2 separate regions of the Homo sapiens genome follow, and region 1 is linked to region 2. A link is an interaction called in ENCODE POLR2A ChIA-PET data of the cell type or tissue named here. Cell type or tissue: IMR-90. All regions are shown on one strand. Each heading gives the region's core, and the rest is flanking DNA. Links, peaks and the distances in the headings are about the cores only.

Region 1 (8,000 bases), core at 1-8,000, 50 kb after region 2:
CTGGCCCCCAGCATCAGTACATAGTGGGAACTCAGCCAATGTTGACTGAGCGCATGGATACAGAGGAGACGCCTGGCCAGCCTGGAATCCCATCGCTCCATCCCTCGAACCCTCAGAGTACTTCATCTGCACCTCCTTCTTGTTTTAGAATCATTTTTGGTCCTGCCTTATTGATCCCAACAAGGCCGTAGCCCCTCGATGGCTATGTCTGTGGTCCCTCTTCCAATCCCCCACCTGAACGGCAGGCAGACAAGAAGTATCTGGGAATGAGGGAGTGAGGAAGAGGCATACAAGCAGGCAGGGCTTCCCCCCGGGAGCCACAGCCACAGACTTTTACGTCTCCAACGTAAAAGTCAGCAAATGCCTTGTCTGAGCCTTGTTCCTCCAAGTGAGGAAGGTGGGGACAGGTGGTCTAAACGGCCCAGCAAGGCAGTGTCATGCCACAATGGGAGTGCACGCTCTGGAGTGAGAGGGCCTGAGTTCAAAGCCACCTTCTCCATTCACTAGCTGTGAATCTGGGACACATGAGTTCACCAATGTGTTCCCCGGTTTCCTAATCTGTAAAATGAAAAATCACAACGCTTCTGCCTTATAAAGTTATAAAGATCAGGTTAACATGCAGGAAGCACTCCGAATAACAGTAAACAGCAAACTCTCAAGAAATGTTTCCCATCATCATCACCATCTCACCCCCTTCCAGCTATGACACTGGGAGTCCAGGTGACCTTCTGGGTAGGGATGAAGTCAATGGTTTGAATGGGTGAAGGGGAGCACAGGGGCTCATGAAGCAGAGGGGAAGCCAGGCCTGTCAGCACGGTGTCTTACCCAGAAGCCTAACCCTGACTCACTGGGCGACTCGCCCCCGATTCACATCTTCCCAGCAGAGGTGCAACTAGGCCAGTGCAAAGTGGCACTCATTCTCTGCTGGCCAGGCTCGGGGAGGGTCCTCCCTTTGGAAGAAATAACCTAAGAATTCTCAACTTTCAGGCAAGCTGCCCGAGGAAGGGGCAGTAGGGAGGGAGAATTATGTCAACAGAGGATGCTGCCTTGGGTCAGAGCTCAAGAAACATCCCATCATCCTCATCCTAGTCTACACAATCTAGAGGGAAGTTCACAGCAAATGACCACCTTTCAGTCTGGAGCACCGTGTCCGGCATCAGCCACCTCCAACCTGCCCTGGGACTGCTATGGTTTCAAAGGCAAGTGTCTGCTTGGAAGGCTGTTGACTAAAAGTGCTACCTTGGCCCCAGGAGGGTTTTTAAATGCCATAGAAAATAAATCTAAAGCAGCCAATCTCAAAAGCTGAAAGCCCGGAGTCAAGTTCACCATCATGGCCTTTAATTTCTCAAGTGTTAACTTCGCTTCTAGCCTTCAGTTTGTTTTTAATAACTCAGTCCTTTCATATCAGGAATCTGACCTTCCCTCTGCAAAGCCCGGCACTCATGGTGATATTATTTTACAAAAATGTTAAAACAGATCTCCCAAAGTCACATCCCACACTGCCCAGGTCAGCCTGTTCTAAAGGGTTTCAAGCATCTCCTAATATTCCAAATGATGAGTTTCTTCATCTGACGCTGTCAGTCAAGGTCTGGAAGCAAATGGGCACAAAAACCAGTCCAATCCACTTTGATTCGCCAAGAAATATTAACTATTTCTTTTCCTGAGCCACAAATTAAGCCTCAGCAATAAAGTTCCAAACAAAATCCAACTTACATTTTCTAAAACTACCAGACCAGAATATAAAAATCTCCCCTCAATAAAAACTAAATGGATATTTCATTTGTTTGAAGCCCTTTGGCAGGTTCCATGCCAAAGCCTATCCCAAGCTGGAGAACTGAAGGACCCTACTGGGTTAGAAAATTGAGTCTTGGAAAAACTGACCCAGCAGTCTAACCATGGAGGGATGTTGCGGAAACAATGGACCCTCCACTCCAAAACATCATGAGATAACACACAACGATAAACAAGACACCTAAATACGGAAACGTGTTTACAAAATAACATAAGGAGAAAAGAGAATGAAAACACCAGATATGCACTATGATCTCAGTGGCAAGGCACAGAGATATATATGCCTGATGCACAAACATCAGGACTGTAATCACACATAGACAGTTATGTTAGGGTGGTGGGATTATGGGCACTTTGACTTTATTTTCAAATTCCGTATATGTTGCTATTTTAAGAAAAATTACACAATTATAAGATGAAACACTCAAATAAGTATATCTGAAACAGGTCTATAAATGTCAGGGGGCTGGAGTCTGCATGGCTGTCCGTGGCTTTGCACCAAACTGCACACGTATGCTTAGCTGACCACAGACCCTCGTTCTCCTGGGCATAAAGTTTGGGGGAATTTTCATTCACTCACGTCTACCCGCCCCCCAGGGGAAATACAAACCTGGCATATGGTTGTCTTTCCTGCCACCACTGTTCTCAAGTTTCCCCATTCCGTGGTGACCTCAACATCACCGTAACCAGAAACCTGATGGGCTGAGCTGGGCTGATGGTAGGGGTCGGGGGAGAGCCTTACCTTCAGGGCCCCCTCCCCACACTGGCGACTCGCCAGGGCTGCAGCTAGAGGGGGTTCCAGTTGTGTGCACAAGGAGATACTCACCCAAGTTATTATGTGCTGGGGACATCGGATTCGGGGATAGGTTTGGAGAACCTGCGAGGTGAGACAAGTTGTGAGACTTCACAAAAGATTCTTGGCCTGGAGAGCCAAGTTACTAAACACTTACATATCAAGGAGGGGTAGCCCAACACAGCAGAAAGAAAACCCTGGACTGAGGGGTCCCAGGAGAAGGCCTAGCCCATACCCTTGCCTCTACTTTCCCTCCCTGGGCCCCAATTTCTTGTCTGGAATGAATGCATTGAGTGGATGATCTCAGAGGTCTCTTATGATTATGATCTCAGAGGTCTCAGATAGTTTTATGATCCTAACCAAGACTCCCAGCTCAGGGCTGCTAAATTCTCAACTAGAATAAGTGACACATTTTTTCTTTAGCTTACACCACCTGCCCTATTAACTATGCCCTCAGGAAAATGAGAGGAGCAGGGAAGCCCTTCTCCCAAGCTGCAAAGACCCAGGAAGCAGGAGGCCAGCCCTCCCACACAGGCAGGGCTTGAGGCCTCCCCAGCATCACCAGCCACCGACCTTGGTCAGAGGCTGCAGCAGCTCAGGTGCTGGAAAGATCAATTTCAGGAAACTCACAAACCTGCCTCAGAAACCCTGCAACTCAGCAACCAGACAAACACTTTATGCAAAAGATGATGATGCACGTGGGAAAAAGTCTCAATCTACCCAATTCTTACTCTATTATGTTCTCTACACCTCTCACCTCCAGAAAAAAAGAACTCACATGGTATCAGCCTTCAAAAATAAAACAGTGGACACTTTTCCAGAGCAGCATCCTGCTCGTCCCCGCTCCTCTGTTCCTCTATCAAGAAGGCTGCGGAGGCCGGGTGCAATGGCTCACATCTGTAATCCCAGCACTTTGAGAGGCTGAGACTGGGGGATCACTTGAGCCCAGGAGTTTGAGACCAGCCTGGGTGATATAGGGAGACCCTGTCTCTACAGAAAAAAAAAAAAAAAAAAATAAGCCGTAAGTGGTGAAGGCTGAGGCTGGACAATTACTTGAGCCTAGGAGATGGAGGCTGCAGCGAGCTGTGTTTGCACCACTGCACACCAGCCTGGGCAGCAGTGAGACTGTTTCAAAAAATAAAAATAAAAAAGGAGACTATTTGTTAACCACCCTATGGGGTCTAATTCCACCCCATGAAATCTATCAGTCCTGAGACTGGGTCCAGCATCTGGCCTCAAGTGAATGCTGCCTTGCGCTGTTTGTGGGAATCTCTTCTTTTGCCCCAACTCAGCTGTAACCTCCTTGAGGGCAAGGGAAGAACCACGGATTTCTCCTTCTCCCCTGTAACCCCAAATGCAAAGGGGGATGTGGAATATTCACCGAGAGAACTAAGTTACAGAATCAGTCACAGGGTCTAGACAACCCCACGAATCAGCTACGTGAGTTTGGCTAAGCCGTTTAACTTCTATGAGCCTTAATTTTTTCCTCAGGTATAAAATGAGGATAATATCATCTACTGTGTGACATGTAAAAATTAAGTAAGACTGTGCATATAAAAATGCTTACACCATGACCGCTACATGGTAGGCACTGGATAAATGCTTGTCCCCTGTTTTGTGCTGGCCTGAACCACAAAGACCTAGGAAGTCCAAGGGGCCTTCTCACAAGTCTAAAAGGGCGCATATGTAGGTGAAGGGACATGGGGAACAACGTGACCCTCTGGCCCGAGACACTACCACACCCTGGGGGGCAGGGAAGCCAAGCCCGTGAGCAACTGGACTATCCAAGCAGGCAACTCTGAAGAACAGAGACTAAAACAGGAGAGCCCCCACCCACACACTGGCTGGGGTCCGCAAGTCTGGTCTGTCTCTACTGTAGATAAATCACTCATGTTCACAACAGGACCCTGCAGGCACACTTAATGAGAAGAAAGGAAGAAGGGAGAGGGGACAGAGTAAAGGGAGGCACAAGGAGGAAGAGGAGGGAGAAGAAACAAGAGCTGACAGGGTGAAATCTGGGCTGCTCTTTCCAATCTCCAGCCCCTCTGGTCCATGTTTGTTTGTAACAATAATCATTGTGCAAATATGGAGAGCAGCAGAAAGGGAAGAGGGAGCGCAGAGTGGGAAGAAACACAGCAGCTGGAGACATGCTGCTCCGCTGGCCTGCTTCCCACGCCTGCACTGAATAGCTGCAAGCTTGCAGCGGTCACTTGGCATCGGATACAGGAAGGTCTTCGATGCATTCCAGCTGGTTCGCGCTACTAGTCACTCCGCCGGGTGGGTGTGTTTCACCGGGTGTGCTCAACCCAAAAGTGCCACGATGTCCAGGCTGGATTTCAGCAACTACAATGTACATGCGAGTCTCTTTCGGTCTCTCAGGAATTGCACAACCTCAGCCAGGTGCGGTGTAATCCCAGCACTTTGGGAGGTCGAAGCGGGCAGATCACCTGAGGTCAGGAGTTTGAGACCAGCCTAGCCAACATGGCGAAACCCTGTCTCTACTAAAAATACACAAATGAGCCGGGCGTGGTGCTGCATTGCCTGTAATCCCAGCTACTTGGGAGGCTGAGGCAGGATAATAGCTTGAACCCAGGAGGCAGAGGTTGCAGTAAGCTGAGATCGCGCTACTACACGCCAGCCTGGGCAACAGAGGGAGACTCTGTCTGGGAAAGGTGGGGGAAGGAATTGCACAATCTCTTCTGGGCTGTGTGCGAGGGCAGGTGGCTCTGCTGTGTCTAGCGGCTCTGTGTGTACGAGGCATGCCCACCACCATCGGAATGGAACATCTGCGTGGTTCCCTCTCCCCTTCTCCTCCTCTCCCAACCACACACAACTCAGTACACATTCTATGTGGCAGCTGGGGTTCAATTCAAGAAGCTGCTGGTCTGGAGCCAATTTGGTCCTATAACAAATGATATGGGAAACATCTGGAGATGTAGCAGGAGAGAAATAAGCCCTGCCCCTCACGGCAGGAGCACACACATCACATGTGGTTGTCACACAAAAATACTGGCTTCAGGGGTCTCCACTGGTCATCAGAAGAGGCATTAGTTCCATTCAGCCTCTCCTTGCCTCCCATGTGACTGCTTGAGGTGATCAAGGCCACTCTCTACCCTGCTGCTGGTGACATCTCACTAAGGCACAGGCCCTGCTTACAGCCTGCAGCGGTTCCCATCAGCCCTGACTAAATGCCAAGTGGTCTGGCTAGCTTGAAGGTCCACCACACTGGGACCCCTGTGTGGCAGGCCCTCCCATCTTCTCCCCACTGGAGAGAGTGTATCCTCCAGCCACGCTGAGCTCCCTGGGCTAGACACTCTCTGGACTCCAGACACACTGAGCTCTTACTGTCCCCAGAATGCACCAGGCTGTCCTGCCCAACCCCCATGACTCTGCCTGGCACACCCCTTGCCCACTCTAACAGCTTGGCTAACACTTACACATCACCAAGACTCAACCTGGGGAAAAACCTGGACTGCAAGGTGCTGCTCCTCCCCAGACCGGGTGAAGTGGCCCTGCTGTGTGCCTGGTGCCATGCGGCATCTTCCATCAGGGCATACACGAGATGGCCCAGTGACTACTGACTGTCCTGTCAATCTCCCCCATCATCTGTGAGCAGCTCGGACCCTCTTCTATGCCCTGCCCCTTGCACATCGCGGTTGCTCTACAAATACTGGAGAGAGAGATAGAAGGGAGGGAGGGAGAGGGCGAAGAGGAAGGGATGGAAGGGATGAACCCACCAGCTGCTAATCAGTTAAGAATAAGAGCATGACCCTGCATGACTGACCTGCGTCCATGCTGTGGTTCATCTGGTGGTCACTGGTTTCTCCATCTTCACTCAGGTAGCCAGGGGGTGGGGTCTCTGGGAATCAGAAGGAAGGTGGTCTGTTAAAAGGCCTTCACAGCTTGGCTCTGAGACACCTTTTGCAAAGACATCACACATGCACACCATGATGCTAGCATCCGTGGCTGTAGGAGCTCCAGGTCTTGGAGTAGAGGTTCCAGCTCTTGGTTCTGTTGTCCTCGCCCCTGTCCACCTCTGACTCCCGCTTGGATCATAACTGCCTTTGCTCACGCAGGACCGGATCAACTCCCAAGTCTGAAATGTGTACTCCTAGAGCCTCTGCCAGGCTAACTTATCCTGGTCCTTCAAGGTGAGGGTTAAGCCCCACCCCCTCCAGGGAGGCGTCCAGACTTGCCTCCGCCTCACCCCTTTCTGTCCTCTGAAGATCTGCAGGCTCAGACCCACCCTTTGGTCCCTACTATCTTCTTCTGTGCAGACCAGGTGTTATTATTTGTTGTCTCTAAGGGACGTGTCCTCACTCAGCAGTTAGGTTGCAAGTTCAATGACGGCAAAGACAGTGTGATCTATTTCTCTGAAACCTCCCCCAGACCCTGACTGAAGCCCTCCAAGATTTGCTCTTTGAACAGGGAGTAGTTGACTTACCCGCGGGACGCCAGGGCTACCCGCAAAGGATCTGAGAAGGTTGGACAGTGGGTCTCCTCCTTAACACTCTGACCCAAGCACACAGGCCTGTAGCCAATCTCAGCCCAGTAAACTAACCCAGGATGAACGTCACGTCCAAATTAGAATGCTCTAAGAGGAACGCAGCAGGATTACTGCCCCAGCAAGCAAAAGTGACTAGCCCAAGTGCTGCCAAGCACAGCTTTCCTGGAGTCTGAAAGTGCTGGTGATTCACACGTTATTTGCATGTAAATGAGGGGCTTCTAAAAACATTTGCAGTCTTTGACGGCAAAGCCCATTTCTCCCTGCAGAGTGAAAACTCAAAGTCACTTCAATTCCCACCCAGGTTGGAGCCCCTCACCGAGGCCTGATGCCCAGGCGAATTTACAGAGCCAGCTCTCCGCACTTGCTGCCTGGCCCTCAGCTCACTCCCCGCCTCTGCAGACCCCCAGTCTATTGGGACTGAACACCAGTCCGGGCCTCAAGGGCGGTGAGAGAAACAGTGTTGCTATTTCCGCTTCCAAAATAAATGACTGCACCAAGGCCGGGCGGAAGGGTCACGCTGCTCCTCTATGCCAAGAAAAGCATCACTAGTGAGGGGGGAGCTGAGGTCATGGGTCCTCTCCCAACAGGGATGCGGTTCTGAGTCAGGGGCCCTCAGGCCAGAGCTGTGCGCAAAGAGGGGGTGAGCGGGGGACGGCCAGGGGGCAGAGATTGGGGCCACAGGACTGATGTCGGGGCTGACCGCTGCCCCTGCCTCCCAGGCCAGCCTGTGCCGCCCACGTGCCTACCTGGAATATTGCTCTGGGGCTCGATGCCTGCGGGGAAGTTAGTGTTTTCGGGGATGGAATGGCTGTAGTCGTCCAGTGGGGGGAACTCGGCCGGGATCTCTGTGTGGCGTGGCACCAACACAGGAGGTAGAACTGTCCGGGGGAGACAGAGCAGAGGTGGCTC
Region 2 (8,773 bases), core at 1-8,000:
TTCCAAATGAAAGAGAGTGATGGCTCAGATTGGGGCTGGGGCAATGAAAGGGGTAAGAAAAGGTCGAATTCTAGGTATATTGTGAGGTAGAGCCAGCATGGTTTCCTGATAGTTTAGATATGAGATATGAGAAAAAGAGATCAGTCAAGGAAGACAACAGGATTTGGGCCTGAACACTTGAAAGATTAGTTGCCATCAACTGAAATGAGGCAGCTACAAGATGAAGCTAACAGGGTCACCTATCAGTAGTTCATTTTTGGACATGTTGAGTTTGACATGGCTACTGAGACCTCCAAGTGGCTGTTAGTCTTCCAAGTGGAGATAGCAGGTAGCCAGTTGGAGAGATTTTGGAGTTTGGGGAGAAAGGCATTTAAAACCTTGAGCCTTGATGAGATCACCAAGGGAGTGAATGCAGTACTTAAAGAAGACCAAGGACTCAGCCCAGGGACATTGCAACATCAAGAGACAGAGAGAAGAGAAGGAACCAGTAAAGGAGACTGAGGAAGAAAGGTCAATGAGGTAGGAAAACCAAGATAGTGGAGTCTTATTCGGGAAGCAAAAGTGAAGAGTGTTTCAAGGTGGAAGGAGTGGTCAGCTATGCCAATGCTGCTCATAGGTCAAGTAGGATGAGAACAGAGAGTTGACCCTTGGATTTAGCATTAGTGACCTTGAAGAGCAGTTTCAGTGAAATAGGTTGAAAGAGAAAAATTGAAGATAGTGATTATAAAACACTCTTGAAAATTTTGCAGGAAAGGGGAGCAAAGAAATAGGTGAGAGCTGGAGAGAAAAATGTGGTGGAGATTTTTATTGTTTGAGATGAGAACAAGAGCAGCGCGTTCATAAGCTGTTGGAAAAGTTCCAATAGAGGGTGAAAAATGGATGAAGTAGGAGAGAGAAGGGAAACTTGCCAGAGTGACTTCCTTGAGTAGGTAGAAGGGATGGGCTCCAGTGTACAAGTGGAGGGACTGGCTTTGCACAGGAGGAGGAAAATAAACCTAGAAAGACATGGGAAAGGGGGTTTGTGGATGCAAATGTGGCTCAGTGGGGAGATGTGTCATGAGAATCTGTGGAAGTTTCTTCTGATTGCATAAATTTTCTCAGTGAAGTAGGAGGCCAGGATGTCAGTTGAGAGGGCAGAAGGGAGGAGGTAGCGTTAGGATTTGAGGAGAGAGGAGAAAATGTGAAACAGTCATTTAGGGGAGAGAGAAAGAGTAAATGAACCTAGAGATGTGAAGTATGATTTGCCAGGCAGCATTAAGGGACCCAACTTGAAATTTGGTATTATAAAACTAAAGTCAGGCAGCATGGGTGGAGGGTGTGTGTGTGTGTGTGTGTGTGTGTGTGTGTGTGTGTGTGCGCGCGCGCGCGTGCGCGTGCATGCATGTAGTAATCAGTTCTGCTTTTGCTAAGCAAATGTATCACAGCAAGAGAGAGGCAAGGGATTCAGTAGTATATATAAGAGATTAATTATAATGATTGACCATGGAATTTAAGCTAAAAAGAGGAGAGTGGAAGTCAATTGGAGTGGGTCAGTAAAAAGATGGTAGTTTTGAGTCCTGGTGCAGTTGAAGGATAATTGGGTTAAGGTACTATAGGAACTGAGAGGGACTTGGAAAAATAGGTGATGCATGAAGTTGAGATGATGGAGGGGTTGTGGTTATTGGTAATAATAAGGTCTGGGTATGACCCTGGGAGTACATGGCTGCAGCAATGTAGAGGACAACATCCATAAAATGGAGGAATTCAATAAACTGAGACTCAGATTGCTGGAATGGTTGTCTATATATTGAACTTGCTAAAAATTAAGACACTTGCCTTCAAATAGTTTGTGTGAGAATATCAGTAGGCTCCTATATTCAGAGATTTTAGGAATGATTTAATCTAGTGATTCTCAACTGAGACCCAGGGGGGTATGGAAATACATATCACATGCTATACAAGCCCTCTGAAGACGTTGATTGCCTGGCTCCCATTGAGAATCACTTAACTATTAAGTGCTATTGCTAAGTGGTTGGTAGATGTGCCCTCAACTGCACTGGGTAGAAACTGTTAGGAACTTTTGAGCTAGTCTATTCATCCAGTACAGGAATGGCTTCTATAGCATCCTTGCCAGGATCATCCACCCTTTTTGGCGGAATGCTTTAAATAACAGCACCTTGTGAAGCAGTCCTAGAAGCAATTAATTGCATAGAGAAATCCAAGAACTGTTTTGTTCATTCTTAGCAGATAGAATATATTTTTATGCTGGTAGCTTAAGCACTTAAACAAGGAAAGGATATGTATTTTACTTTGTGTCATAATGCTGAGAACAGTGGTGAAAATTTTATCTGTCAATGATGTATTTTCCCTTGCTTCTACCTTGTTACTAGCTTTCATTTTGATGACTCTTTTTCCTAGTCTCCCTAGGAGGTGAAGAAAGTTCCAACAGAATTGGGAAAGGTTTACCTCAGGGAGACTGAAATGACCAAGGGGATGGGAAGAATGGGAATTGTCTAATATAATAAATAAGTGTGGACAAACCAGAGCTGAGAAGAGATTTAGCTGGAATCTGTATTACAGGGTATGTATAAGGCAGATATGGACCTGATTTCCCAAATTCCAGATTGCTATAACTCAGAGACATTCCCTAAATCTTAAAATGGTTTTACCATTTACAAATAAAATGAAGGCCTTACTGAACAGAGCAGGCAGTAATCTATGGAGTACTTTATATTAAGAGATGATCTAGGCAAAAAGTAGATATGATTCAAAAAGCCTACAGTGAATTCTCATTAATGACAGTTGTACCTAATTCAAGTTGAGAAGTACTTGGCCTAAACTTTTGAGTCTGTTATTTTGAAAAGCAATCATGTTTTTCTTCCCAGTATTTATCTATATAATATTTTTACTAGGTCCTCTACTAGTTAGGTTCACCCAGATTACATGTTCTTGTGTTTTATGAAACTTAATAAGGAGCATTATTTTGTTTGGCATGATAGTGTATGTGATTAGCCTGATGAAAGCATTTAGAACATAGAATCTCCATGCATGCATCTGGTTTGGCTTCTTCCTTTTACAGGTGGGGAAAAACAGGACCCAAAGAGGAAGAGTAACATGCTCATATTCACACAGTGAGTTTGTAGCCAACGTGAGACCACATGATAGGTCTCCTGATTAAGACTGTTATATGTTTTTCCATGACAGTGTGTTGGTTTATATTACTGGGCAGTTGGAGAAATGAGCACAGAGTGTTAATTTACCTAAGTTGCATGGGAAATCACTGGCCAAGCCAGATGAGTTCATTGGCTACAGAACTCCCTTAGCCTAGGTGCTCTCTGACGTGAGTAAGATTTTAATGAGACTGTGTGGAAATGATGATGATAGCTGAGATTTTGGGCTTTCTGGCTTATTTCTTTTAAATAGATCTTTTTAAATAATTTAGATCATCTGGAATGATGGAGATGCTTTATCCCACGGTCTTTGCACTTAACAAAGTACAGCTAAGGATAGATAGTTAATTTAAAACTCGTGCATTCCTTATAAATGAAAGATAATTTATATTTATTTTTAATTATTTTCCTTGGAGTCACAACAGGTTATTATTCTCTTCGGTTTGAATTTTAATTCTTATTTGTAAGAATAGTAGGTGCTGTTAATGTCTTTTTGTTACTTAATATCAGATTTAAGGCAAACAGGTTAAATTACAGTACTATAACTATAGTATAGGCAAATTATTATTCTAGAAAGAGATTTTTAAATTTTCCTGATAGATATAACTTCTATATTAACTTAGAACTTAGTTTTATATCCTTGGCTCCACCAGTGTCTTGTTTCATTAAGCCAAAGTGTGCATTTAAAAAAATTTTTATTTTTATTTTAGAATTGGGGGTACATGTACAGGAAGTCTAATTATTCCATTGCCCCATAGATCGTTTTTCAATCCTTGCCCCCCTCCCTCCCACTTTGAAGTCTCAGTGTCTACTGTTCCAATCTTTTTGTCCATGTGCACTCAGTGTTTAGCTCCCACTTGTGAGAACATATCGTGTTTGGTTTTCTGTTCCTGCCTTAATTCACTTAGGATAATGGCCTCCAGCTGCACCCATGCTGCTGTAAAGGACATGATTTTGTTCTTTTTTATGGCTGTGTAGTATTCCATGGTGTACATGTACCATGTTTTCTTTGTCTAATCCACCGTTGATAGGCACCTGGGTTGATTCCCCATCTTTGCTATTGTGAATGGTGCAAAGCATGCAGAAGAAACAGGGACATTATTGCTCCAAAGGGGTGAACATTAATTCTTGAGGGGCAAAAAATCTTTACTCTTTTTATCTATAAGGCACAAATAAATGTGCAATACATAAACACATATACAGTGTATCTGTAGTATTAATATTTCAGTGGGATGGTGTGTCAAAATTAGGGGGAAAATGTCTTAAAAGGTTCCTGGTGGGGCGGCTGTACTGAAAATGGTTGAGAAACACTGAGCTGAAGGATCTGGTTGCATGTGCTAAGCTCTACCCTAGAGGAAATTCCCAGATACCATTGGATTCATTGTGATGGTCAAACTTCTAGGGAAGTCACAGTTTCCGCTATGCATTAAAGGTACGACTTCTCATGGGCCAGGAAATGAAGTGGTTAGGACTGCCTTTACATTTGGGTGGCGCTTTTTAGATATCTCCAGTCATAGAAATTTTCCTTGTCTATACCGTCTTTTCTTAAATTTCCTTAACCTCAAAGTTTGGCTGTAGCTCAAGGAAAGGGATGTAGATAAAACCTCAGCTGCTTAGTTGAGTTACCCACAGTCCTATCAGAGTCTGGTTTGTGGCTGTGGAAATCATCCATTTGGATGTGTCATTTATAATTTGATAATGTCCCTTTATTGTCATCATGAAAGGAGAAACTGGGTCAATGCTTTTTGCCAAATGTGACAAATTTTGAAAGTTGATTGCTCCTGCCACACCTCCTCTTTGGTCTCCAGTGAGATTGTCTTCTCTTTCAATTTGTCTGGTACATCAAATAACCTAATTGCAAGCCTAGATGATCTAGGCATCATACTCAGGACTGTGCCTTAAATTGAGAGGCACTGGGTAAGTAAGAGTTGGTTTTAAGGGCAAGGAAAAGAAGATGGTAAGTAGAAGCCTGATGAGTTGTTTTTTGTTTGTTTGTTTGTTTGTTTGTTTCAGGCTAGGTTGTCACTGTTTCACATGAGAAGGTAGTATTATGTACAGTGACCTTGTTTAAAGTGTCAGTTTAATGTTACCACTAAGGCCCTGCCCCAGCTTTATCACCTGAGCACTAACAAGTGCTGTGTGGAGTTCAGTCCATGCTGGTAACTCTTGAGTATTCAGTGGGTCTTTTAACAATTACCACCGTGGAGGAGAGAGCAAGGAAGAGAAATGCTGTGATCTTTTACTGTTTTTAATTAGTGAAAGAGGGATTAGATTAAACAAATGTTACAGAGTTGTGACTTTGATCCCCCAGTGGTAAGCAATAATTGTAGAGACTGGATTTCAAAAGCCCTGAGAGTTTATTTTCAATCTATCTATTATAGTTCAATCCCCAGTAATGCAGATGGAGGAGGATTAGTGGAATCTTAATAGTAGAAACAATAATTCTTTCTGTTGTAGTTTTCTGTTTTCCCATTATAAATGTAAAGAATTGATCATTTATTAACATGTATCCCCCTTGTTACTTGTAACAGGATTCCATGGCAGAAATCTCAGATTCCAATTCAAGGAATCATTTGCACCTGCTGTACAGAGCAGTGGCTAAGAAATGTGTACCTGCTGGGTGTGGTGGCTCACACCTGTGATTCCAGCATGTTGGGAGGCCAAGGCGGGTGGATCACGAGGTCAGGAGTTCGAGACCAGCCTGGCCAACATGGTGAAACCCCATCTCTACTAAAAATACAAAAATTAGCTGGGCGTGGTGGTGGGCACCTGTAGTCCCAGCTACTCAGGAGGCTGAGGCAAGAGAATTGCTTGAACCCGGGAGGCGGAGGTTGCAGTGAGCCAAGATCACAGCACTGCACTCCAGCCTGGTGATAGAGCGAGACTCCATTTCAAAAAAATAAAAAAAGAAATGTGTACCTAAACACAAGGTCTATCTGTGATACTTGGGCTGCTCTCCTGAGAAAGCAGATGGCTAATGCCTTAAATAAAATTGTTTTTCTAAACTAAATGATGATTAAATACAAATTTGACTCTAATGTTACAGAAAATAAAACAATATCAAATTTGTTAGAGGAGAATCGTTAATGAAGACAGTTCTAATCAGGTCTGTCTTTACCCGTGTTCTCTTGGAAAATGGCTTCATGTTTCTGGACCCCAGTTTCCTAACCTCTAGGATGGGTAGAACTCTAGGATAATGTAGAATTATATTAACATTACTTTCTATGAAATTGAGTTCCTTGAGTCAGACTTACTTGCTTCTCTTTTTAACCCAGGACCTAATATTGTAGAGCCAAAAAAATGGATACTCTGACAGTTGTCTAAATGTGAATGTTGTGGTCAAAAATTAAATAAATATGTGTTGATCTCTATCTGTGTGTGTGGGTGTATGTGTGTATAGAAGGCATAATTTGATGGAGGAGATTGTCTTGTAAGAGAAAAAGGGGAAGAGGAAAAAAATAAGGAATAAGAGTATGAGAAAAATGATGAGACTTTGTTTTAAAAGTTCACCCTTAAAATTAACTGTAAGCAAATGAATCATGGGAAATCTCTTCAAATTAGTTACCCTGGAGGCACTGCTCTTCTGCCATCTTGCCATCTTGAAAAAACTTTTTTAGTACTTTCTTTGGAATTATTTTTAGACCTGGGTATGAACCACTTAAGTCATCTTTATTTTTTTTTTTCATGGTAAAGTCTTGTACTGGTTCTGAACGATTTTTGATTTGATTCTGAACATTCCTTTTAGGATTTTCAAGAGTGTGCTTAAGGTTCTGGAGATAGGACTTTACAATGGAACTATTATTGGAATTAGAATAAAGCTTTCCTTTACAACATTGGAGAGGATAGCACTCACTCTGATGTTTAGTTCAGTTTATTAAGAATTTGTGTGTATGTGTGCATAGGGAAAAAAAAAAACAACAACTAGGAAGACAAAATACCAGAGTATTGATTCGTATCTTTGGTGATTTAATTTTCTTCTTGTTTTTTTTTTTTTTTTTTTTTTTTTTCAAGAGTGAGTCTTGCTCTGTCACCCAGGCTGGAGTACAGTGGCATGATCTTGGCTCACTGCAACCTCCACCTCCCGGGTTCAAGCAGTTCTCCTGCGTCAGCCTCCCCAGTAGCTGGGACTACAGGCACACGCCACCACGCCCAGCTAATTTTTGTATTTTTAGTAGAGACGGGGTTTTACCACGTTGGCCACGCTGGTTTCGAGCTCTTGGCCTCGTGATCCTCCTGCCTCGGCCTCCCAAAGTGCTGGGATTACAGGTGTGAGCCACCGTGCCTGGCCTAATTTTCTTCTTTATACTTTTCTCTTTTTTCCAAATTTTCTACAATGAATATATTATTTATAATCAAGAAAAAGAGAAAAAATAGTATTATTATTTTCTGGTCATGTTCATTATATGTTCAAATATTAGTAGAAACCATTCTTGATATGTGAGCAGGTGTCCCAGGTGTCAAGGGAGAGCAGATTCACTTTCCTGAATCTAAAGCCAGGTGGTAGAACCAGGTACGGTGCTTAGGCCTGTTTCTTTAATAAGTACTATTTTTAATAATGGATTTCAAAGTTTGCCCTTTTCAAGCAGTTTAGTGAAAAAGAATAAATTGATTCTCGTAATTATTTTGTGATTTCAAAAAACATTTTATTTCAGTTTGCCAAGAAGTGGATTGTAATATCAAAGTGTAAGTTTATTTCTCTGATGCTAGTGAAATCATTTCTTTCTTAAAAGAATTTTTTATTCAAACAGTGTGGTTTGATTTAAGAATATCATTCAAAAATAGGTACAACTTCTCTATGCAAATTGAAGTATCTTAGTTTTAGTAAGTTTGGTCATGCTTATTACTCAGATGGAAAAGAACATGTTTATAATACAGGAAAAACATTTTGTGCAGGGAAGGGGATGTAAAGAAAACTTTAAATATGGAAAAAACTTCTTAAGATGATGCCAAATAATTGCTACATTAAGGAAATAAAAACTGAAATATGAACACAGAAAATATCTAGGAGGTCTGTTAGGCGTGTTGGGGGGTGTGGTCATGGAAATTCTTAATATTTGAGTCGTATATAAAAATGTAAAATAAAAACTTATTTACATAGCTAATGCTTGCAGCCTCTGCCTGACAGTTCTATTAGACATTCAGCGGATATTTCAGCATCTCTCCTGTATACTTAGCACTATGCTGGAGGCTGTGCGGTGTAGAAGAACCATTAGCGATTGTCCATGTCTGCAAGGAGTTTATAGTATAGTTGAGGATGGCATTTTGACTCGAGATGAGTATTAATACTAGCATGTTCTCTGAAGGGCCACTTGAATAGTAAGGACAACAAGGACAAATGGCACACAGGCAGAGGTAATTAGGGGCTGAAATCATCTAGAGAAGTTTCTCAGAATATGAGGGAGGATATTTTCACTGCCGACAAGAGAGAATGATTGAGTCTTTTTAATGCTTTTTTTCCTTTTTTTTTTCATTGAAAATCTTTGTTATAGTCCTTACTTAAAAGTAAGGACTGCCGGGTGCCGTGGCTCACACCTGTAATCCCAGCACTTTGGGAGGCCAAGGCGGGCAGATCACGAGGTCAGGAGATTGAGACCATCCTGGCTAACACGGTGAAACCCCATCTC

What was found. Peaks named below come from ENCODE experiments on the same cell type or tissue, not always from the same donor. Only the 100,000 strongest peaks of a DNase experiment are listed, where the experiment ranks them.
Region 1: POLR2A ChIA-PET joins it to region 2 with 5 read pairs; 7 of 35 experiments call an interaction of 5 or more read pairs at or near these places.

What each region holds. Positions count from the first base shown.
Region 1 is chr15:67,165,222-67,173,221 of GRCh38, reverse strand. SMAD3 (SMAD family member 3) reads right to left here. Exons shown (of 9, transcript NM_005902.4): 3 at 7,838-7,969; 4 at 6,369-6,443; 5 at 2,618-2,668. Among named protein-coding and RNA genes, the nearest start is that of SMAD3-AS1, 22 kb to the right of the region's middle. RefSeq lists enhancers at 4,358-5,027, 5,028-5,699, 5,700-6,369. In IMR-90, for the core only: no CTCF peak of the experiment used is centred there; DNase peaks (open chromatin) are centred at 841, 4,821, 5,371 and 7,641; H3K27ac peaks cover 6,809 bases.
Region 2 is chr15:67,214,826-67,223,598 of GRCh38, reverse strand. The region is part of intron 5 of AAGAB (alpha and gamma adaptin binding protein); the gene reads left to right. Among named protein-coding and RNA genes, the nearest start is that of AAGAB, 35 kb to the left of the region's middle. In IMR-90, for the core only: no CTCF peak of the experiment used is centred there; no DNase peak of the experiment used is centred there.